3 separate regions of the Homo sapiens genome follow, and all the other regions are linked to region 3. A link is a loop called in an ENCODE intact Hi-C map of the cell type or tissue named here. Cell type or tissue: ascending aorta. All regions are shown on one strand.

Evidence for each region. Hi-C counts contacts between places; a loop is a spot of excess contacts. Peaks named below come from ENCODE experiments on the same cell type or tissue, not always from the same donor. Only the 100,000 strongest peaks of a DNase experiment are listed, where the experiment ranks them.
Region 1: it touches region 3 in a loop (2.1-fold over the local background); 9 of 110 quality-filtered maps call a loop at or near these places.
Region 2: it touches region 3 in a loop (3-fold over the local background); 2 of 110 quality-filtered maps call a loop at or near these places.

Annotation. Positions count from the first base shown.
Region 1 is chr9:76,983,783-76,991,782 of GRCh38, reverse strand. No RefSeq gene overlaps it. Among named protein-coding and RNA genes, the nearest start is that of FOXB2, 32 kb to the left of the region's middle. In ascending aorta, a CTCF peak has its summit at 3,987 (motif pointing right); a DNase peak (open chromatin) is centred at 7,112.
Region 2 is chr9:76,713,780-76,721,779 of GRCh38, reverse strand. All of the region lies in intron 6 of PRUNE2 (prune homolog 2 with BCH domain), which reads left to right. Among named protein-coding and RNA genes, the nearest start is that of PCA3, 47 kb to the left of the region's middle. In ascending aorta, no CTCF peak of the experiment used is centred here; a DNase peak (open chromatin) is centred at 3,979; H3K27ac peaks cover 2,681 bases.
Region 3 is chr9:76,923,172-76,931,171 of GRCh38, reverse strand. No RefSeq gene overlaps it. Among named protein-coding and RNA genes, the nearest start is that of PRUNE2, 21 kb to the right of the region's middle. In ascending aorta, no CTCF peak of the experiment used is centred here; a DNase peak (open chromatin) is centred at 4,761; H3K27ac peaks cover 2,224 bases.

The DNA.
Region 1 (8,000 bases), 61 kb before region 3:
CAAAAATTACCTAGGCGTGGTGGTGCATGCCTGTAATCCCAGCTAGTTGGGAGGCTGAGGCAGGATAATCGCTTGAACCTGGGAGGCGGAGGTTGCAGTGAGCCGAGATCATGCCACTGAACTCCAGCCTGGGCGGCAGAGCAAGACTTCTTCTCAAAAAAATAAAAATAAAATAAAAAATAAAAAGTAAATGTAAAAACCAAGCAAAACAAAAAAACTCAATGAAGCCAATGATTGACTTGGTAAGAGGGTGAAGTGACTATAATACATTCAGTTTTCTCAACTGTAAGATGGAGCTAATAATAGTTCCTATCTGATAGGGTCGTTATGAGATTCTGTTTACAGAATATCTAGCACAGAGTAAGTTCTCAACACGTGTTAACCATTGTAGCCATTAAGTGCAACAACTTTCTTTCTCTCTCTCTCTCTTTTTTTTTTTTTGATGGAGTCTTGCTCTGTCACCCAGGCTGGAGTGCAGTGGTGTGATCTCGGCTCACTGCAACCTCCGACTCCCTGGTTTAAGCAATTCTCCTGCCTCAGCCTCCTGAGTAACTGGGATCACAGGCATGTGCCACCACACCTGGCTGATTTTTTGTATTTTTAGTAGAGATGGGATTTCACCATATTAACCAAGATGGTCTCGATTACCTGACCTCGTGATCCGCCCGCCTGGGCCTCCCAAAGTGCTGGGACTACAGGCGTGAGCTACCAAGCCTGGCCAAGTGCAACAAGCTTCTAAAGCAAGAATGTGGACTCCACGTTCTGATTTGCCCACTTACTAGTTGTGTGGCTTCGGTTGGACTTGTGTTAGTCATTTTTGCTTCTGCTCCTCTGAGTTCTCTTATTTTTAAAATGTGGATAATGGTACCTAGCTCAAAGGGTTTCTGTGAGAGTTAACTGAGTTAATCACTGTAAAGTACTTAGAACAGCATGCTCTAAAGGGAGAAGAAGAGGTGTGGAGAAATGGAGTAGGGTTGAAGAAACTCCTAAAGCTCCCTTGAGTTCAGAAGGGAGATGAGGCCAGCTGGGTATAGTGTGTGTGTGTGTGTGTGTGTGTGTGTGTGTGTGTGTGTTTAGGGGAGGTTGGTGTTGGTCTCAGTGTTATCTAAGTGTGTTGTACAGGCAAGGTAACTGGAGAAAAGGGCAAGGAAAGGCAAGTCTTAAAATTTCTTAGAAAGACCTTTCACAAGCCAGGTGCAGTGGTTCATGCCTGTAATCCCAGCTCTCAGAGAGGCAGAGGCAGGAGGATAGCTTGAGCCCAGGAGTTCGAGACCTGCCTGGGCAATATAGAGAGACCCCGTTCTCCACAAAAAGGAAAAAAAAAATGACAAAAAAAAAAGAAAGACCTTTCAAGAATAATTTCTACCAATGAGTGGATCAAGAAAATGTGGTATGTATGCACCAGGGAATACTACTCAGCCATAAAAAGAATGAAATAATGTCTTTTGCGACAACCTGGAGGGAGCTGGAGGCCATTATTCTAAGCGACGCACCTCGGAAAAGGAAAACCAAATACCATATGCTCTCACTTACAAGGGGGAGCTAAGTTATTAGTACGCAAAGGCATACAGAGTGATTTAACAGACTATGGAGACTCACAAGGGGGAGGATAGGAGGGGCACAAGAGATAAAAAACCACATATTGGGTACTACATATTGGGTAGAGTGACAGGTGCGCTAAAATCTCAGGCATCACTACTATACAATTCATCTATGTAACCAAAAACCACTGGTACCCCCAAAACTATTGAAATTAAAAAATATTTTTAAAAAAGAACTATATCCACCTGTGGCAGAGAAAATGGGGTATAGGGTCTGGACAGAAACAGACCTGCATTCTCCAGAGACCAAGAAAGCTATTAAGAGAGTTTAATTTGGTTCTATGTTAGTGTGGTGTCAAAGCAGGGTGAATTTGCATTAAAGAAGTGTGAAAGTCTAAAGGCAAAGTAGGTCATGAGACACGAGAATTAAATAGGGAGATATGGAGACTGTTTAATGATTTAAACCTCTATCAAGCGAATTGAACAAAGAGAGACTGTTTCTCTGTGTTTGCATGGTCATGGTCATTGTGATCACTGCTCACGTTGGTTGCAGCAGGCTGTCTTGCCAATGGCTGCTATAGCAGTAACAGGGGACTGGTCAGCAAATGTGCATTGCATCAATGACATGGAGCCCATGCCCTTTCACTGGCTTGTTGGTAGTGGTTGCATGGGGCTGGGGACCCCCTCTTGGATCTTTATTGCTGACCTCACTTCTCTGTATCACACAAGTCTCAAGAAGATAGAGAAGACAATAATACTTAATAAAATGAGAAAACTGTTTTATCAATATGTTAAGTGAAAAAAGCAGAATATGAAACTATGTATATGAACCTAATTGGTTAAACATATGTGTAGAAAAATGACTGAAATAAAACAGATTAAAACAGTAAATAATAGTTGTCTAAGGATGGAAATTACAGATGACAATCTTTCCTTTATATTTTATATCTTCTTTGCTTTCATTGATAAAAATGTTTTGCTTTTGCAATTGGAAAAGGTGAAATAAATGTAATTAACTTATAAGAAATGTAAGTTCTTCCTTGTTCAGAGCTTTACACATTGCTCAGCAACAAATGGTTGTTTGCTAATTGGTATGTAAAGGGCAATAAACAAGTTAATTGCTGGCTACATTCTCGAATAGCTAGAGGAAGTTCAAAGCTTCTCAACCTTATTTCAGCTCCAAGAAAGAGGACCTCTGATGTGGGTCAAAGACCTAATGGAGTCCTCAAAAGCCCACCATGCGCCATAGTGGGTGGAGGCTGGGCAGGAGGGAGAAGCTTCAAAGCCCCCTCTTTCCATGACATGCTTCTTCTTCACATCAATTTCCATCACTTCCCTTTCCCTCTCTCAGCTACTGTTAAAAGATGGACTTTTGTATTAGGTTGCTGGGGTTGCCAAAGTAAAGTGCCACAGACTTAAATCACAGAAATTTATTTTCTCAAAATTCTAGGGTCTAGAAGTCTGAGATCGCAGTGGCAGCAGGGTTGGTTTCTTCTGAGACCTCTCTCCTAGCTGGCAGATGCCCTTTTTCCTGTGTCTTCACATGGTCTTCCCTCTCTGTGTGTCTGGGTCCGAATCTCCTCTTCTTATGAAGATATCAGTCATATTGGATTAGAACCCACACTAATGACCTCATTTAACTTAAAGGCTCTATCTCCAAATATAGGCATTTGGAAATACTGGGGGTTAGGGCCACAATGCATAAATTTTTGGGGGACACAGTTTAGCCTATAACAGGATTGAAGTGTCTCCTTTCTTAAGGAGCCATGTCTCTGCTCATAGAGATTCAAAAGAAAGCCAAGGTTGGGCTTAGGAGAAAATAAGCAAAAGTAGAGGCTGCTTAAAGTTTTTGGGTTTGGTATAGCCCACCAGGTTAAGAAATCTGACAGGAATTTGAGTAATCTGAATCCATTCTGCGTTTGCCCAGAGTCTCCTTCTGGACACATAGCCCTCTTAAATCTCTGGCTGCATTGAGGCTGCTTGAGAATTTGAAATCTCAGTCATCTCCTCCTTGGGGACATGGTGAATATGTCATTCTGTTGAACTGATCACCATATTATCGGATGTTTCTACAAAAGCAAAACAGAGTTGAGAGCAGAAATATTAGAATCTTAGAAAGTGACAGGGGCTGGAGGATGAAGAGGTGGCAGGGTAAAAGGATGGGGTACTTTGGTCATATTATCCTTGATAGGCTGGTTGACATTCTCATTCTCTGCTAAGAACAAGCAGAAGCATCCCAGGAAACTCTTATGGGACTTTAATGTGATGAAATGAGAGAGATTATCTCTCTCCTCTGCCTAAGGGATGACTATCCATAGAATGTACTCAGACTTCTTTCCAATCACAGAGATAAATCCTGAAAGTTTTGCAGTATGGTACTGATTTCCTTGACCTACCAGAGTCCAGGTCTATAAAGTTTGCCTTTGCCCAGCCAGCAGATGGTGCCATTTTTCTAGGAAATTGAGCCAGATTCAGCTTGAACTGTCATTTGGCCTTTAGTGTTGTAGGCACTGTGCTCACAGCATGTTGTATAGGGCTTCACAGGTAACCAGTTTCTGTTCGAGGAAAGTCTAGCGCTCTTACCTGCAGTTGAACACACTGAAATCTTCAAGTTTCTCAGTTTAAGTGAAAACTTTTATTTTTAAAATTTCGGGATAATTAGAAGAAAATCTTAGTATTTCCTTTAGAAAAATCTTCCCCCACCCCTCAACTCTCTCTTTCTCTCTCTCTCTCTTTCTCGCATCTTATTCCAACATACCAGGTGGAGCCATCTCATCTTTCCTTTGAAAGGCCCTCTCACAATCCTTCACGCTTACACATGGTGGGTGGACTAAATTCTATAGTGAAATTGTAGCTTTTGAGGAATGAGTACTTCTGAACAGCTGCTTTACTTTTTGGGGGACATCTAGCTGTGTATTTATCTTTTAAGGTATAAATGCTTTCCTTCAAAAAAATATATACATATTCTGAAATATTTGGAAGCCAGTTGCAGATGTTATGACACATCAGCCCTAAATATTCAGCATATAACTCCTAACAATAAAGACTTTCTTCTATGTAACTGCTAAACCATGACCATATCTAAGAAAATCAACAGTAATTTCCAAGTATTACTTAATATCCATTTCATATTCAAAATTTCCTAGTTATTTCCCATATACCTTTCATAGCTGGTTTTATTCAACTGCATCCAATCAAAGCTCACACATTACATTTAGTTGTTTCATCCATTCATATATACATATATATGTGTGTGTGTGTGTGTGTATATATATATATATATTTTTTTTTTTTTTTTTTTTTTTGAGATGGAGTTTCACTCTTGTCGCCCAGGCTGGAGTGCAATGGCACAATTTCAGCTCACTGCAACCTCCACCTCCCAGGTTCAAGCTATTCTCCTGCCTCAGCCTCCCGAGTAGCTGGGATTACAGGCATGCATGACCATGCCCGGCTAATTTTTGTATTTTTAGTAGAGACGGGGTTTTACCATGTTGGCCAGGCTGGTCTTGAACTCCTGACCTCAGGTGATCCACCCACCCCACCTCCCAAAGTGCTGGGATTACAGGTGTGAGCCACCGCTCCTGGCTGAGTGTATGTATATATACATATACATATGTAAATACACATATACATATATACGTATTTAAGTCAAGGCCTATTGTCATTTGGATTATCCTGCATTCTAGATATGTTGCCTCATAGGGTCATTCTTTTTGAGACGGAGTCTCACTCTGTTGCGCAGGCTGGAGTGCAGTGGCACTATCTCGGCTCACTGCAAGCTCTGCCTCCCAGGTTCACGCCATTCCCCTGCCTCAGCCTCCCGAGTAGCTGGGACTACAGGCACCCGCCACGATGCCTGGCTAATTTTTTTGTATTTTTAGTAGAGACGGGGTTTCACAGTGTTAGCCAGGATGGTCTCAATCTCCTGACCTCATGATTCTCCCGCCTCAGCCTCCCAAAGTGCTGGGATTACAGGCGTGAGCCACCACGCCCCACCCATAGGATCATTCTTAACGTGCATTGTTCCTCAGATGTTAGAACCTGAGGCAAGGCCTATATGCTACAATTCTCCTTGGAAGTTCAGGCCTGGGGAGCAGGTGTGGGTGTGTACAGTTGGTAATGAGGCAGGGAAGGGGAGTGAGGTGATATGACTATGTGTTATCATGCTTCCCGTTCTCTACTATTAAGTAGGTTGGCTACTTTATCTTGTGGGATCATCTGAGACAGCATGTCAATGGCTGTTTCTTAAGATGATCTGTTTGAAGGAGACAACAGGGAAGAATGTATCCACCGGCTTTCATACTCCACCGATGCAAGAGTCATGTGCACCCTACAGAGTGAATCCTGCCCTCCTTTCAGTTTGTGCATGAGCAAGCCTGGAACTGGCTGCGAAGTTTCATATCTCTGTCTCGGGGGAAGCCTGGGATGAGAAGCAGCACTGTAGGGTGCTGCCCACATAAAGTCTTCTGGAGCCCAGGCAGACTTGGTTTCTGCAAGGATGCCTGGAGCTGAACACAATGTCCCTGGAGACAGATGAGGCCGAGAGGATCTGATACATAAGTGTGTCTGATGCAATATCTTATCTTTTAACTAGTTCCTCTCTTGCTTGTAGCTACTATAAACTGGAAGTCAGCTCTGAAACCTTGATGAGATTCAGGTAGAATATTTTGGCCAGATAACTTTATAAATGTTATTGTGTACTTCATATTGCACCACATCAGGAGGCACAAAATGCCAGGTTGTTTCACTATTAATGATGCTAAGTTACTTGGTTTTGTTGTGACAAGTAGATCTCTGATTGTAAAGGCCCATTTTCCCCTTTGCAATTAGCAAGCAACTGGAGATATATGACACTGTCCTTTTCCCAGCAATCTTTTAACTAATGATTTTAACATTCATTGATTTAGTCATTTTCTGAATCAATTATTTCACTGGGGGTTGCAAACTTATTAGCCGACATTCTTCTCTGAAGAAGCTTTTCTAGATCACCTGGAGATTAACTACCATTGCTCTTAGGAAGCAGGGAAAATAGTTCTTTTGTTTTAATTTCCAATTTTCAGAGTAAGGAGTTGAAAGTTAAAATAATAGTCATAATCTTCCATGGTGCCAAATTAATTTTGTTTTGTTTTGCCTCCTTTGAGTATTGTATGTGGACTTATGCCTTTTCATTTATTCAATATTTAACAATTCATTATACTTATTGAGGCTACAATTTCCCCAAATTTGCCAAGTAGAAGCCCTGAAAACTGGTTGCTGTGTTTTACTGATATGCCCTTATCATTTCTTTAGTAAAGGCTTCCTTGCTTTCTGGCAAAACAAGATGTCTCATCTTGTCCTTTCCTTGCCCCAGACTTGGAATTCAACCTTTTACTGAGGATATTTGATTCCTTTTATTGGGGAATGGTATTTAGAAGCCAAGATCCAGATACTAGGTATGCTAATTGCTACCGGAGTTTTGGTACTTCTAGACTCTTTCAACGGTCAGAACTAGGAAATCTATTTTTAAAAATCATGAGTTCATCTGATCTCTCCCTGTGACGAAGTCCCCGGGGGAGGGGTGGCCACCCTGTCTGTGATTTAGCTAACATAGCCTTCCCAGCCTCCTGGCTCTAGAGAGTCTGGGCAGTCTGGATGAGGAGGGCTCCCCCCAGCACAGCACACCTGCTCTGCCAAGGGGCAGCCAGATTGCTTCTTTAAGTGGGTCCCTGACCCTGTTCCTCCTGACTGGGTGAGACCTCCTAACAGGGGTCTCCAGACACCTCCTGTAGGAACGTTCAGGCTGGCATCAGGTTGGTGCCCCCTGGGATGGAGCCCCCAGAGGAAGGAGCAGGCTGCCATCTTTGCTGTTTCGTAGCCTTCGCTGGTGATACGTCCAGGGAGGGACTGAGGTGACTCGGATCTGGAGTGGACCCCCAGCAAACCACAGCAGCCCTATGGAAGAGTGGCCTAACTGTTAAAGGAAAACAAACAAACAGAAAGCAATAACAACAACATCAACAACAAAGACCCCACAAAACCCCTATTCACAGTTCAGCAACCTCAAAGATCGAAGGGAGATAAGCCCACAAAGATGTCAAAGAATCAACGCAAAAACACTGAAGACTCAAAAAGCCAGAGTGCTGCTTCTTCTCCAAATGACCCAACACATCTCTAGCTAGGGCACAGAACTGGGCTGAGGCTGAGATGGCTGAATTAACAGAAGTAGGCTTTAGAAGGTGGGTAATAATGAACTTCACTGAGCTAAAGGATCATGTTCTAACTCAATGTAAAGAAGCTAAGAACCAGTACAGGAGCTGATAACCAGAATAGCCAATTTAGAGAGGAACAGAACTGACTTGATGGAGCTGAAAAACACAACACAAGAACTTCACAATGCAATCAGAAGCATCAATAGCAGAATAGACCAAGTGGAGGAAAGAATCTCAGAGCTTGAAGACTATCTTTCTGAAATAAGACAGG
Region 2 (8,000 bases), 210 kb after region 3:
ATTCTAGAAATAAATCCATGCAGACTGTAAATGTCAAACTGTACTCTTAAATTTCAGTAACTCAGCAGTCCAGGCTGGCCACTGTGCTTGCAAGGTAGTTAGGAATTGTCACACTGTGTTTGTAAGACTCACTGTTCCCAAAAATGCAGCCGTACACACTGGTGTTTTAATCTTGGTAATTATTTTTATCTGCAAGCATTTTACTACAAGTGACATATACTCACTTGATTTTTCCATTTCCTGCAAAAACAAACAAACAAACAAAAAAACCCAGAAATAACAAATCTGGGAATTGCTTGTTCCTGACATTAGAAAGTAATTTATTCTTAATAAAAGTCTTACTCAATATATTTCATCTGTAATTTGTGAGGAAGACAACACTATAATAGGTATAGTCCAGAATGCTTGACCTATGTGGGAAGTATTAGCACCAGGAGTAAAATTCACTGAAGGTCATTTGGCCCTTGGAGGTGAAACGGTGGAAATGATGAAAAAGACTATTCATTGTGATTTAGCTGAAGGAAAAATCACTATACATTTTTTTAATGCTTTAAAAGCTGTTGTTTGCATAGTGGCAGACAGAAGCTCATTCACTGAGTCTAACTTGGAATTAAGGATAGAAAATTTGATAATGAGATAAACACTGACCTATCAGTAGGTTTTATACCTTACATCTTTTAGACGGAGTCTCGCTCTGTTGCCCAGGCTGGAGTGCAGTGGTGCGATCTCGGCTCACTGCAAGCTCCGCCTCCTGGGTTTATGCCCTTCTCCTGCCTCAGCCTCTCCGAGTAGCTGGGACTACACGCGCCGGTCACCACGCCTGGCTAATTTTTTGTATTTTTAGTGGAGATGGGGTTTCACCGTGGTCTCGATCTCCTGATCTTGTGATCCGCCCGCCTCAGCCTCCCAAACCTTACATCATTTTTATATGAGTTTACTTCATATTTAACTTTGTGCAACTTCCTCCATCATCTCACATCTAAGAATTTTACATGTAAATCACTTAAATGACTTAAAGATGTGTGTGATTATTATTTGAAAGTTCACATATATTATGGAGAACATAAGGCAAAAATTGTCATAACCAGTCCCCACAGACAGAATCTTGCAAAAGTACTTTCTATGAATCAGATTTAATCCCATAAATCCTGAGAATAACCTAAAAAATAATAATAAAAAAACAGGAAAGGAAAGAGGCTTAATATTTATTGTCTACTATATGTCAGGCACTTGACCAGTCTTTTATATATGCTTTTAGTTCTCACAACAGTCCTATGAGGTGAGGGTTTACAGATGAGGAAACTAAGGCTCATGAAAATGAAGTAACTGATTTGAGTCACCCAGCTAGTGAGTGTCACAGCGAGGGTTAACCTCATGTTTGGCTGACTCGTAGGTCTTTACTACCTTGGCATGAGCTCCCTAAAATAATGGAGAGACACAATAAGGTTTCAGAATAGCAATTTGGCTAAATTATGACAACTTTAATAAATATCAGTGAATCTTAATGTCCATTGTATATTAGAATTCAATACGTATTATTTGAATACGTCTAGAAATGACATTCTACTTTTATGTGGTTATAAAAATTATCTTCCAGTTAACACTGTATCATGAGTGTTTTCCTGTGTCATTAAGTATTCTTTGATAGCATAACTTTTAATAGCAGTTTAACAATCCTTTGTGTGACCATTCTATGATTTACTTAACCATTGCTCTAGTGTTGGACATTTAGATTGTTTGTAAGTTTTAGTTATTAAAGTAATAATCCAGTTAACAGCTTTGTCCACAAATCTTTGTGTACATATATGATTATTTCGTTAGGATATATTTCTAGGCTGGACATGGTGGCTTATGCCTCTAATCCCAGCACTTTGAGAGGCCAAGGTGGGAGGATCATTTGAAGTCAGGAGTTCAGGACCAGCCTGGGCAACATAGTGAGACCCTGTCTCTACAAAAAATAAAAAAATTAGCTGGGCATGGTGGTGCACGCCTGTATTCCCGGCTACTAGGGAGGCTGAGTGGGAGAACAGCTTGAGCCTAGGAGGTTGAGTCTGCAGTGACTCATGATCATACCATTGCACTCCAGCCTGGGTGACAGAGTAAGACCCCAACTCTGAAAAAAAAAAGGAACATATATTTTTTTAATCTTTTTTTTCTTTTAGAGAGGAGCTCTCACTATGTTGCCCAGGCTGGTCTCAAACTCCTAAGTTAAGTGATTCTTCTGCCCTGGCCTCCCAAAGTGCTAGGATTACAGATGTGAGCCACCATGCTCGGCCTAAAAAAAAGAATATATTTCTAAAAAAAAGTTTGATAGTGCCCATTTGGAAATATTTACCAATAATAAGAAAAGAAGAAAATTTGTGTTATTAAAGGATTTCTTTGATTAATGAGTTCAGATCTATTTATTATCCATTTGAATTCCAGTTGTGAATTGTCTTTTATGTTTTGTAACAGTTTTTCCATTGGTATATATCCTTTTTTCATTGATTTATATTAACTCTTATTCTTGAGGACATTAAACCTTTTCCTCCTAGCTAAAAAAAAAAGTAATAATAATAATTGCATTGGGAAACTTTCAGTAGGCTTTAAGCAGGAGAGTGTCATTATTCAATTTATATTTTTAAAAGCTGCCTCTTGGGGAAGGGGTGGAAAAAAAATAAAATAAAGCTGCCCCTTGATGCTATGTGGAGACTACATTACTGAGAGACCAGCTGTGATGCTGCTGCTAAAGTTCTGGCAAGAGATGATGGTGGCTGTGGCTAGGACAGCAATGGAGATGAAGAGATATTAGAGACGTGTTTAGACTACAGATATATTTTAAAGGCAATGTTAATAGGATTTGCTGGTGAATTACGTGAGAGATGAGGAAAAAAACAATCAAGGATAATTCCTAGATGTTGGGTTCGAATAACTGGGTAGACGGTGGTGCCATTTAATAGGACAGACACAACTGAGGAGGCGGTGGGCCATATTTTACTTGAGATACTTATTAAACAGCTACATGCAGATCTCATGTGCATGTAGATTCTGTCATCAGTGGCAGACAAATGGTTTTAAAGCCATGTGGCTGGGTAAGATCATCAAGGAGAAAGTGGAAAGAGAGAAGAGAAAGGGGACAGGAAACAAAGTTGGGTGTGAATATTTGGAGGCTTAATAAGGAAGAGCAACCAGCAAAGGCAACTGAAGGGCAGTCGGTGAATCCGGAGAAAAACAAGGTGTGTGGTGTCAGGAAGGTGAAGGAATTAAGTGTTTCAAAACAGAGGGAGGGTCAATCTCATGGAATACTGTAGAGAATCAAGTAGGGTAAGAAATGGAATGTTATCTTTGGATTTGGCAACCTCGGAGTGCTTGGTACTTTTGAGAAGAGAGTTTCAGTGAAATGACGGAGCCAGATCCCCCACCAGGGGGACTGAGAAGACAACAGAAGGTGAGCATGTGTGAGTGATGCAAGAAGAGGGTTTCTGTCTCTCAAGGATATCTACTGAAATGTTTACAAGACATTCTTTACATCACTTTTGTTTCACACGATGCACTGAAGCTACCAGCAGACAGCATAAAGACTGCCTTTTTCTGAGCAATGAAAAACGTAAAATAGGATATTGTGAGAATGAAAGGTTTCACTGCATCTGCACTTTCAGCTGTGAATGGAGTAATCTATGGGGCACCATCACTATCACTATCTTGGTTTTGATATTAGTTCAGGTACAGCTGTATTATTTCTGTTTTCCTCCTCTGGGTTATAATGAGCATCAACTTCTTTTAGGATTCTTGGGACCTACACCTTAGCTTTTTTGACCAGGAAATAACAAAGGCTTTTTCTCCCCACGTTTCCAGGCTTTCCCACTCATTCCCAAACTAGAAATTACTCAGACAACAAGACACGTGACCTCTAAAAATGTTTAGTCATCGACCCTTCGGAATCACGAGTGACAAAGGGCTGTGACAGGGAGCAATTGCCATTCTCCCTAACTGCTGGCATTAGTATGAGATTTTGCCAGCCAATTCCCAGTTGCAATGATTCATAAAGTAACTTCCTAAATTCCATGCAGCAGTTATAGGCTGGGGTCACAAATGCAGAAGGTGTGTGTGGCTGGTGGGGGGGGTGGTAAGTTCAACAGGAAGTGCTTTTATTGTCTAAATCCTTAGTAAATTGAATGGGAGATATATATGTATGCACGTATATAATTTTAATTTAAGTGGGGGGAACATTTTGGAGACATTTGAGCAGATTAACAAATAGTATTTGTATACATGTAACTAAAACAGTAATTTATCAGGTAGAAGGCAGATGGGGGGAATAAAATGCCAACCTGTATCTACAGTTGGGTTGTGTTGATGATGAAGTGCTGTTTATTCAGGGCCAGCCTAGCTTGTCAGCAACATAAGAGCCACCGCAGCACATGACTCCCTGCGTAGCTAGAAGACAATAATAAATTATCCCCTATGCAAACAGCACCGGCATAAAAGCAGAACAAACACGCTCTGCCTCCTGGAATCCTGAAGATTCTCACTCATTCCCTTGTTTAATTCTGTTTTAAACATGAAACTCTTGACATTATCCCAAGGCCAGTAAGATCGAATCTGGCTTGGAGAGCTGATGAGAATCTGTTTTAGGGTTATTGTAAAATGTATTTTGTTTCTCTAACTTGCCTAGGTGATTCAAATAGTTTTTTGATTTATCAGTGCTTCATTTGGTCCTGTGGAATTTGGGGTCACCCAGGGGAAAACTGAGCTAGAGCACTTGAGGGACATGATGAAAATACAGTCTCTGCAGCCATAAAAAAGGATGAGGTCATGTCCTTTGCAGGGACATGGATGAAGCTGGAAGCCACCATCCTCAACAAACTAACATGGGAACAGAAAACCAAACACTGCATATTCTCACTCATAAGTGGGAGTTGAACAATGAGAACACATGGACACAGGGAGGGGAACAGCACACACTGGGGCCTGTTGGGGGGTTGGGGGGCGAGGGGAGGGAATCTAGATGATGGGTCAATAGGTGCAGCAAACCACCATGGCACACATATACCTATGTAACAAACCTGCGCATTCTGCACATGTATCCCAGGACTTAAAACAAAATTTTAAAAATTAAATTAAATTAAAAATAAACATACCTATACCATTCTGAAAAAAAAATAAAGAAAAAGAAAATATAGTCTTGATCCAGTGCCCAACCTGCTAAATGAGAACCTGTAGCAAATCGGCCCAGAAACGCACACCCTAAGGGGACTTTTATGATGAGGTTGCCATAGGAACAAAGAGCTGGCAGTGTGAGTCAGTACAAGTCCTGTGACAGTGCTGAGAGAGTCCAAAGGACTGGTTTGTAGGAAAATATATCAACTAATAAATCCCTCTCTGGAGTAGTGCTTTTCAGATTTCAACGTGCATTCCAATTCCTAGGATTGTTGGAAAATGCAGATCCTGCTTCAATAGGTCTAGTGTTTTGCCGGAGACTCTGCATTTCCAACAAGATGCCTGGTGTTGCCAATGCTTTTGGACTTGAGTCCATCGAGGTCCTAGAGCCATCAGTTTAACACAGAAGAATTAAAACAGTTTGGAGATCAGCCGGCATTTTTGAATAGGAAACTTTCCACAAGTGTGGCTTTGAACAGTGTTGATTCTACTGATTCTTAATCTTATGCTCAGATACAAATAAAACCTGCCCCCTCTTGTTTCAGTGACCCGGCCAGGAGTGTAGTGAGAATTTTGTTATATGTAAAAATCTCTTAGAAATGTGTGTCTTCTTTCAAGGGTTTATAAATGTATTTGGAGGCCTTTATATACATAACGAAAAATACTTAGAAAGGAAAACTGTAAGGCTTATTGTGCTGAAGCCTTCAGTTACTGGAAATAAGTTGTAGTTAGTTGTAGTCTCTTTTTATTTTTTTCAGGGCTATATCTTTTTTTACAGTTCATAGTTGCTACAAGTTTAGCAATGAGGTTCTTGATTCACCCTCAATGATGGTTTGAAATAATTTTATCTGTTGAACACACATTGTATATGAGTTTTGATTATTTAAAAAATCTCCTTTTAAATATTTAATGTCTTTCTATTGTGGATGAATTAATTTTTTAAACATCTACTTAAAGATTGTTATTAGGCCATTTGGAAAATAAATAAAAAGCATGAAAGCTGACAGTACACACTTTGGAACACACACTTCCAAAAGCATATGTTCCAAACGCATATGACTTATATGATCATAAATGTCATTACAATAGATCCTTGATGTTCATCAGCATGAGAATAGATCCTGAGACCTTTGTGGATTCGTATGTGCAATTCCTTGCAACCAAAAAAGGGAAAGTGGCCCAGTAAGATGCCAGATGAGAGTGGCTGCCTTGGAGTAGACAGCAAAGCCTCCTCGAAACATGGAAGCCCGTGATGGGCGGGGCCTGCCTGCCTACCTACCCAGGGTCTTGTGTGCCCTCTTCAGAGCCTCACAGACCTTGAGATTCAACTCAGCAGAATTACAGAGTACGGGTATGATGGCTTTTTGAAGTGGCTGGTAAATAGTCTAAGCCACAAATACCCAATCCACGAGTTTCAAAGAATGACCACATAGACATTAATGTGGGTATGGGGAAATCTGCAACTCTCTGCACGGCATCGTTCACATCTTCACAGTGGCTGTCCTAGGAGATGTGTGTGGCACTTCCACTTTCTGTGGTACACATTTCTGTGTTGTTTTAGTATCTTACCCATGACAGGCATAATTCTGATTGCTATTATAATCAGAAAAAATGAACAGAATCTTTTAAATCCCTTGAGTGCACATCATGGTGTTTTTTGTTGAGTGACACAATAGACTGTCAGTTGATGAATTATGTGGTATGATCATATATGTGCTAGGATAGATATATATGTGGACTATGATAGAAGATTATGGATGATGGAGCACAGGTTGATTTTGTGTACCTGTCTCTCCAGTCATCCGACAAACATTTCTTGAACAACTAGTATATGCCAGGCATTATGTTAGGGGCTAGCATATGTTCTTCACTGTACTTCTTTAAGGAAGAGAGACACCCACACAGAGAAAGTGGCTCTCATTGTAGTTAATAAAACTCAAAGACCGGACCGGGTGCGGTCTTACGCCTGTAAGCCCAGCACTTTGCAAGGATGAAGTGGGTGGATCAGTTGAGCCCAGGAGTTCGAGACCAGCCTGGGCAAAATGGCAGAACCTGACGCCTACAAAAAAATACAATAAATTAGCTGGGCATGGTGATACACACCTGTAGCCCCAGCTACTTGGGAGGCTGAACTGGGAGGATTGCTTGAGCCCAGGAGGCATAGGTTGCAGTGAGCCGAGATAACGCCACAGCACTCCAGCCTGGGTGACAGTGTGAGACCCTGTCTCAAAAATAAATAAATAAGTACATACATACAGTAAATAAAACTTGAAGCAGCCAGAACATTTTTGCAAATGATATGAGCCACATCTGGGTAATCTGAGGTATTGGGATCCCTTTCTGCAATTATTCATTCCTCCACAGCTGCCACATAGAACAAGCAAATCTGACATCACAGCTCTTTTAAAAATCTCCCAGAATTCTACACTGGAATAAAGATCACCCAGTAAACTCAGCTATGTTGATTCGTAGGAATTTCTCCTTGGAGTTAATAATAATCATTAGAAAAAAAATACAGGAAGAAATAACTTCCTCCTATTCTTATTGTGATAAATTGTAACAATAGCAGACATTCGTATATAGATCCTATAAGCGACAAGAGGGAAAATAGGATTTGCAAATTAAGCATCTGAATAAATATTTTAGAAAAAAATGTTTAGGATATCTGTTCTTTGTCTAAACTATTATTAATAATGGCAAAAACTCCTTTCTTACATGGTTTGGGAAAACAAACAAGCAAAGTGTATTTTAAGCCATAGCATGAAAGTTTCCACTCCTTCTCAAAGCAAACTGTATTTCACTTGCCTTAAATAATAAATATCTCTCCTAAATACATCATAAGACTGGACAAATTTGTGGAA
Region 3 (8,000 bases):
CTCCCAGACAAATTAATACTACAAACATCATGTGAGAACATAGCAAGAAGGTGGCCATCTGTAAGCTAGAAAGAGAGCCCTCAACAGGAACCGACCGTGCTGGCACTCTGATCTCAAACTTCCAGGCTTCAGAACTGTGAGGCAATAATTCCTGTTGTTTAAGCTATCCAGTCTATGGCTTTTTTTGTGGAACCCTGAGCAGAGTAAGACAAGGCAATTTTTCTATTCTTGGCTTTGAATGTAATTCTCATCTTGAAGCTGAAGAGTGACCAGAGTGCCACTTGGAGATCTATAAAGATGTCTTGTTCAAGCTTGAAAATGGAATGTCCTCCTTTTCCTCTTAGCTCTGGTAAGACCTTAGGTCTGGTGAGACCTTTCCTCTGCCTCCAACCCCACACTCCAGAATCCACCTGTTGGGGGAAGCAAGAGATGAGAAAGGGGACTCTTCACCCTCCCCACCTCACATAGGTCTACAGTGCCCAGCAGGAGGTAGTTGAGGTTCCTGCACATACATTCATCCACCTGCATCACCCACTGAGATGTTTGCAGGGTTACTGGGGTTGAAACAGAAAGGAAGGTAGGTCACTGATGAACACCTTTATTTGGGGGGAAGGAGATGAACAAGGCCCAGAGCCACTTCCCTGACAGCTCCACACCAATACACCCACAGCACTGGAATGTCTATGTTCCTACTGTTCTAGAGTATGCACAAGGGTAGAGAAAGGGCAGGGTGGACTGCTGTCCTTTTACATTAATACTAAGTCAAGAGGTGAGAAGCAGGCCCCAAATCCCCAGACTTCATCGATAAAAAATCAGGATCCTGGGGAACGACACCTACCATTCCCCACTAGGAGATTCAGGTCAGAGACTGCTCCCCAGCTTCTGAACTCAGACTCAAGTACTCCCAAACTTCCAGTGTCTGCAGTTGTGATATGTGAAGCTACTTGGCTCTTGCCCTTCCTGAAAGCTTAGTGGGGGCATTTGGCTCTGTGAGGGCCTCCACAGTTGCACAAAGAGTGAGATGTGAGAATGGGGGAAGGGATGGCTGGGATAGTTTCTGTGGGTGGGTCATTACTTGATTTTTTTCATTTTCAAAAGTTGCTGAATATTTGTATAGAAGGTTTTCTTATTTTTCCCCACTGACTACTTTATGAAATTATTATGTATTTCAAAAAATAAGTCATTTTAGCAGATTGAAATAAAGGATCCTGGAAGGTGGTAGGAACACATAGCCCCTCTCACTTCCCTCCGTGTGCCTGGCCATAGCAAGCACTCAGCTAAGCTGGCTCCTTCCTTCCCACAGCCCAAATTCCTGGGATATGTCAAACCTCAACCCACATCATGGCACAGAGAACCTCGCTTTCCTATTTGAAGAGACAGTGGTAATTGAGAAAGGTAAATGTCATTGATTACAAAAAGTGGAGGTCATCCTCTTCAGAGGTTGTGTTTGTGTGAGAATCAAAGTTGCCGAAACTGGATAGAAATATTTATTCGAGCAAAAGTTTCTTCAGCGGAGGGACTGGAAGAGGTCTTTCTGGTGGACAATGAAACATACAGCCCCAAAGATGAAGACGAGGTCCTGAGCTTCCGCTTCCTGCCACGCTTGTTGTGTCTTGGTGGCTCCTGGATGGGAACAGAGGCTTCCTGGTGGCTTCAGGGCAGGTGGGCACCTCAGCACAGTTGTTGATTTTGGGATTTCAGGATTTTCCTGGCATGTCTGTCTCTCTCTTTTATCTTCCTATCTTTATCTAGAAAATTCACCACTTGATGTTTAAAACAAAGTACACGCATTACTTTAGTAAAAAAATAAAAATAAAAATTAATGTAAAACATAAACAAACAAACAAACAAAAAACCCCACAAGCATTTATCACAGGTTTTATTGTAAAAATCATCAAGTAAACCTAAATAGGGATTTGTTGATTTATTTTAGAGTCAGGGTCTTTCTATGTTGACCAGACTGTTCTCTAGCTCCTGGGCTCAAATTATCCTCCCACCTCCACCTTCTAGAGTGCTGGGATTACGGATATCAGCTACTGCACCCAGCCTAGAATGGATTTTCCAGGCATGGTGGCTGACGTCTGTAATCCCAGCCCTTTGGGAGGCCGAGGTGGGTGGATCACCTGAGGTCAGGAGTTTGAGACCAGCCTGGCCAATATGGTGAAACCTGTCTCTACTAAAAATACAAAAATTAGCCGGGTGTGGTGGTGGGAGCCTGTAATCCCAGCTACTTGGGAGGCTGAGGCAGGAGAATTGCTTGAACCCAGGAGGCGGAGGTTGCAGTGAGCCGAGATGGCGCCGCTGTACTCCAGCCTGGGCAACAAAGTGAGACTCTGTCTCAAAAAAAAAAAAAAAAAAAAAAAGGATTTTATGATTTTATGAGATTTCCTATTTCCATGAGCTTATCAAGACTAGATATGTTGAAATGCCCTCCCACTAGAAAATACCCAAATAATGGATAAGTTAGAGTAAACACTCTTTGAATTTTGTTGCTAAGCTCAAAGGAGAATAAGGAAAGTCCTAATTTTTTTTAAAGACAAAAACAAATAAAATAGAACTGAAACTAGTAGGGTAAACCTGCTCAATTACTTGTTCAATACTTGACCTGGGGGTAGAGGTGGGGCCAGCAACTTGTGGTATTCCAGCATCTTTTCAGGGACAGAAGTTCTTTTAGTTTTTGTTTTGTCTCATTTAACCTTATGCGTGTCTTTGAAAGTGCAATGCTTCGATTACTAAGGTTTTATGACTATTATCAACAAAACATTCTATAAGTGTAAGGGGTAACTCTCTTCAAGGACATCATTCCACTCTACTGAGGCTCCCTGTTTCTTACATGCTTAGTGTAGAAGTTCTAGCAGCTGCCTGGCATTATTTTTTCTTGCAGAGAAATAAGACCATCCAAGTAAATATTATAATTAGGACCATAATGGCACATTTTGATTGCTTTTAATAAATAACACCAACCAGAATTTTTCTTAGATGTGACACTAATAATCACTAATGGCCAAACTATTAGATTTATATCAGAAATTCTTGGCTGAAAATTTTTATCAGTACAGGCTACAATATTATCTAAGCAGAAAATGAATGTAAAACTTTCTGCAGTTGTCTCATTATCTTGTCATAATCTCCAAGAATTCATAAGAGAAAAATGCAAGGAACTAGGAGCTGGTATAGCTCAGCAGGCATTTTGTGAAGAGAATATGGGTAAAATTAGAATAAAGAGAACAGGATTGGAGCATCGTTCACAAGTCTAGGCCCTGTTTGGTCTTCGTGTTTTGGAAACATTAGCAAACTATGGGTAAAAGTAAAAAGTTGACATTTGTATACGGTTAGAATTGAAAACTATCTTGTCCACTTAAAACTTTAGTATTACAGAATTTTGCTTTTTAATTATCAAAGTGGTCAGATAAAGATGGCTTATGTTGACGTAAGTCATAGCAAAGCCATGACTCATTTCTTTTTGTGATTAAATCATGTGGCTTTTCATCTTCAGAAAATTTAGAAAGATGACAACATTGTCATTTATTTGCAATTCGCCCTTCCACTCTCCTTCCTAAAATTCAACCTTTCCATTTCTTTTACCTTCTTGAGCTTCTTTAATTATCAGCAAACTCTTTATGGGCTCAAGGTTTATTTCACCTTTCTATTAATAAAAAGAAACAGGAAAAGAAATTGGGATTTTTATGAAAAATGTTAAAGGCTAGCTCTGTTAGGATTTCCCATGACATTGCAGTGGTGACATGGTCGTGGATGTGCCAAGGAAAGCCTGAGCTGTTGACTGCTGCCCCAGTAGCATCAGAGAACCACTGTGCTTGCTGAGACCAATGACTGCCATTCTGGACAGGGCAGCCTTTGGCAACATTCAGAAGCAAGCTGTTTGTCTTCAGTCCCCTCTCTTCAGCCTCCAAATTTGTCATTATTGCTTGGTGGATGGAGTACCCTATACTACCCCATGGCTCTCCAAAACCCTTTTCCTCCCAGCCAGGAGGCCCAGGTCTGCGCATTCACTCACTCGATTCTGTGCATGTTGCCTGTGTGCGGTCCATTGCCCTCACCTCACTTTCCTGGGGAAAGAAAAAATGACACTGAGCTGAGGAATGAGCAAAAATCTAGGTAGAGACGTGGGAGAGGCTGTGCTAGTTGGAGGGCGTGAACAAAATCGTGGAAGTTTACAACTGTCTGACTTTTCTAGGGAAAGGCAAGTAATCTGATGTGACTAGAGAAAGGTTAGGTGAGATCTGTAAGCTGGTTTGGGTGTAGAAGGACAAAGAATTGGAGTGGGAAGGGTAAGTGGCAGCTAGACTGGGAAGGGCTGAGCACCAGGTAAAAAAGACAAAATAAAATTGTTTCTCCTCTCCCAGGAAATACTGAACTTTAGGAGGCAACATCTCCATCCTGGCTCTGTAAACCAATCTTTATCAGAATGAGAATTTTGGGGTAAGTTGGAAGGGACAGGGCCAGGCTTACAGCAGCGGTTGGCAAACTATGGTCTGTGAGCCAAATCCAACTGCTGCCTGTTTTTGTGTGGCCTGTGACTAAGAATGATGCTTACATTTTTAAATGGTTGAGTAAAAGTGAAAAGAAAAATAATATTTTGTGACTTGCAAAACTGTACAAAATCCAAATTTCACTATTCACACATAAGTTTTCTTGGAGCACAGCCACATACACTTGTGATGATTTCACTGCTTTGGTCATACAAGGGTAGAACTAGAACTGAATTGTTGTGACAGAGATCCTCTGTCCCGAAAGGGCCTAAAGCATTTCCTGTCTGGCTCTGCTTAGAAAAATATTGCCAAGTTCTGTGCTGGGCACGGTGGCTCACGCCTGTAATCCCAGCACTTTGGGAGGCTGAGATGGGCACATCACCTGAGGCCAGGAGTTCGAGACCAGCCTGGCCAACATGGTGAAACCCCATCTTTACTAAAAAAATACAAAAATTAGCTGGGCATGATAGCGGGCACCTGTAATCCCAGCTACTTGGGAGGCTGAGGCAGGAGGATCACTTGAACCCGGGAGGCAGAGGTTGAAGTGAGCCGAGATTGTGCCACTGCACTCCAGCCTGGGCAACAGAGCAAGACTCTGTCTCAAAAACAAAAAACAAAACAAACAAAACAAAACAAAACAAAAAACAAAGGAGTCGAGCACTAGACAGAAAGTTCAGAGCAGGATGGAGCTCTACAAAGATAACCTAAGTTTTATGGAGCTGAGTTCCCAAATCACTTTAACTAAATGTATTAATTCCAGTGGCCATGATTTCCCTAGCACTTATTCTCCTGTAGCATAATTGGAAATTCTAACAAGCCTTTTTTTGCGGGGAGGGGGGAGGGTGGAGGTTGTTTGTTTTTAGTGTGAGATGTGGATTAAGCATATTAAAAATTTTAAAATAATTTCTGGGAAATTTGGAAAACTGTGTTGACAGGGTGGTTGCCATGCATTTTAAGGAACATTCACATGGTTGAAGAGTCATAGAGAAAACATTGTCTTTCAGAATCACTCATCCAAATCAATATAAATAAATTGCTAAGACCTTTTCTAACCTTTTAAACATTCATCTTTCTTCATGAGAACAGCAATAAATGTCCTTTGTTTCTGGAGTCTGCCAATCACCTATTTCTTCTTTAGTGTGGGTAATTTAAAAAATTGTTTTCATAAGGCTAAAAGACATTATGTTATACAATGTCTCTATTTTTTTTTTTAATGGCAAGGCAGACTTCATTCAAGGGTGGCACATTGTGGTAGGTATAGGAACCATTGCAATGAGTGTTGCAGCAGGGGAGGGAGATTGGAGTCAACTCACTACTGTGTCTTTACAATTTTATTTTTTCTTTCAGAGACAGGGACTTGCTCTGTTGCCTAGGCTGGAGTACAGTGGCGTAATCATGGTTCATTGCAGCCTCGAAATCCTGGGCTCAAGCAATTCTCTGACCTCAGCCTCCCAAGGAGCTAAGAATATCTTTAAGTTTTTTTAAAAAGCAATCCTTACTTCCTGAATGCACCAAAATTGTAATCCCATTTTGACCCAGTTAAGAGGAAAACTCAAAACTGAGAGGGCCTGGTTAAAGAAAAGTGAGTAGAGGATATAATACAATGATTGACAGGAAACCCTGGTGTGTTGTGAGACACAGCAGTGGAGTTGTTAAGAGTCGCCTCCCAGTTGATGTATGCTATCTCAGAATATCCAGATTTCCCAGCTGACATCTTCTGCCTCCCCTGGGGTGGTGTGCAAATGGAGACTGTATCAGTCAGGGTTCAGTTGCAGCAAAGGGAAGCAACTCTAGTTATTTTAAGCAGAAATGTTTAATACAAAGAATTAGCTGCATGGAAGTGCTGGTGGAAGAGATGGTTTTTGGGAGACTCCCAGGACACTTGAGAGCTTACCACCTAGGGGAACAACTACCTCTTCCATGAAGGTGGGGAGTCAGAAAGTTGCTATAGGATCAGGAATCTGCCATTTTTTCCTCACAGATGCATCTTGACTCCCATGAAGCTGGGAATTACAAGTACCCTGCTGGAATGCTGCTGCAGAAATATATCTGCACTACCATATTTTCTAGTGAAATTCAGCCAAAAGCAGCAGGAAAATTATCTCTGCCTCACTTCCACTTTCCAAACCTTGCACAAGTGCATCCAAGTGGGGATAAGTAGGTGATCAGAACCCTAGCTGCAAGAGATTCCAGGAAATGTAGTTTTTTTATTTCTAGACTCTCTATGTGGGGAGACACACTGGAAGGGAGTGAAAGAGAATGTTGAGGTTAATCACCTGTATTTGCTTCCTATTGCTGCTGGAATAAATTGGAACAAACTCAGTGGCTTAAAACAATACACATTTGTTATCTTTCATTTCTGGAGGTCAGAAGTCTGATGGAGGTTTTACAAGGCTAAAATCAAAGTGTCAGCCAAGGTGTGCTCCTTTTGGAGGCTCTAGGGGAGAATCCATCCATCCCCTGCCTTTCCCAGCATTAGAAGACTTTCCCACATTCCTTGCTCATGGCCACATTGCTCTGACTTCCGCTTCTGTCATCACATCACCTTCTATGACTCTAACCTTCACATCTCCGTCTTATAAGGACTCTTGTGATTACACTGGGTTCATCTGATAATACAGGATAATCTCACCTCTCATGATTCTTGACTTAATCACATCTGCGATTCCCATCTTCCATGCAAGAAACACATTCACAGGGATTGATATGTTGACATCTTTTGGGGGGTCACTATTCAGCCTGCCACATTGTTCATATCCAAATTATTGAGGGAAGGAGCTGATGTTTATTAACTACATGCTATGTGCTGGAAACTTTATATATATATATATTATCTCATCAAACATTCATGACAATCCTTGAAGGTGGCACTATTACTCCTACTACAAATGAGAAAAAGAGATTCAAAGAATTTTAAATACGAGTCCACTATTCAGCGATAAAAAAAATGAACTATTAAGCCATGAAAAGACATACAGGAACCTTAAATACATATTGCTAAGTGAAAGAAGCCAGTCTGAATAGGATACGTACTGTATGATTCTAACTATGTGACATTCTGGGAAAGGTAAAATTATAGAGTTTATAAAAATATCAGTGGTTTCCAGGGGTTAAGGTTTGGGGCAGGGCGTTGAGGGTAAGTAGGCAGAGCTACATTACCCTACTTATGAGCAATGAGTTCTCCCCCCAAAAAATCATTTTTCTATCAACCAGGCTGGAGTGCAGTGGCATGATCTTGGCTCACTGCAGCCTCTGCCTCCTGGGCTCAAGTGATCCTCCTGCCTCTGCCTCCCAAATAGCTGAGACCAGAGGCATGTGCCACCACATCCAGCTAATTTTTTATTTTTGGTAGACTTGGAGTCTTGTTATGTTGTCTAGGCTGGTCTCCAACTCCTGGGCTCAAGTAATCCACCAGCCTTGGCCTCCCAAAGTGCTGGGATTACAGGTGTAAGCCACTGTATCAGGCCCAAATTTTTGATATCATAAACAACCTGTGGCAAATATTCTTGC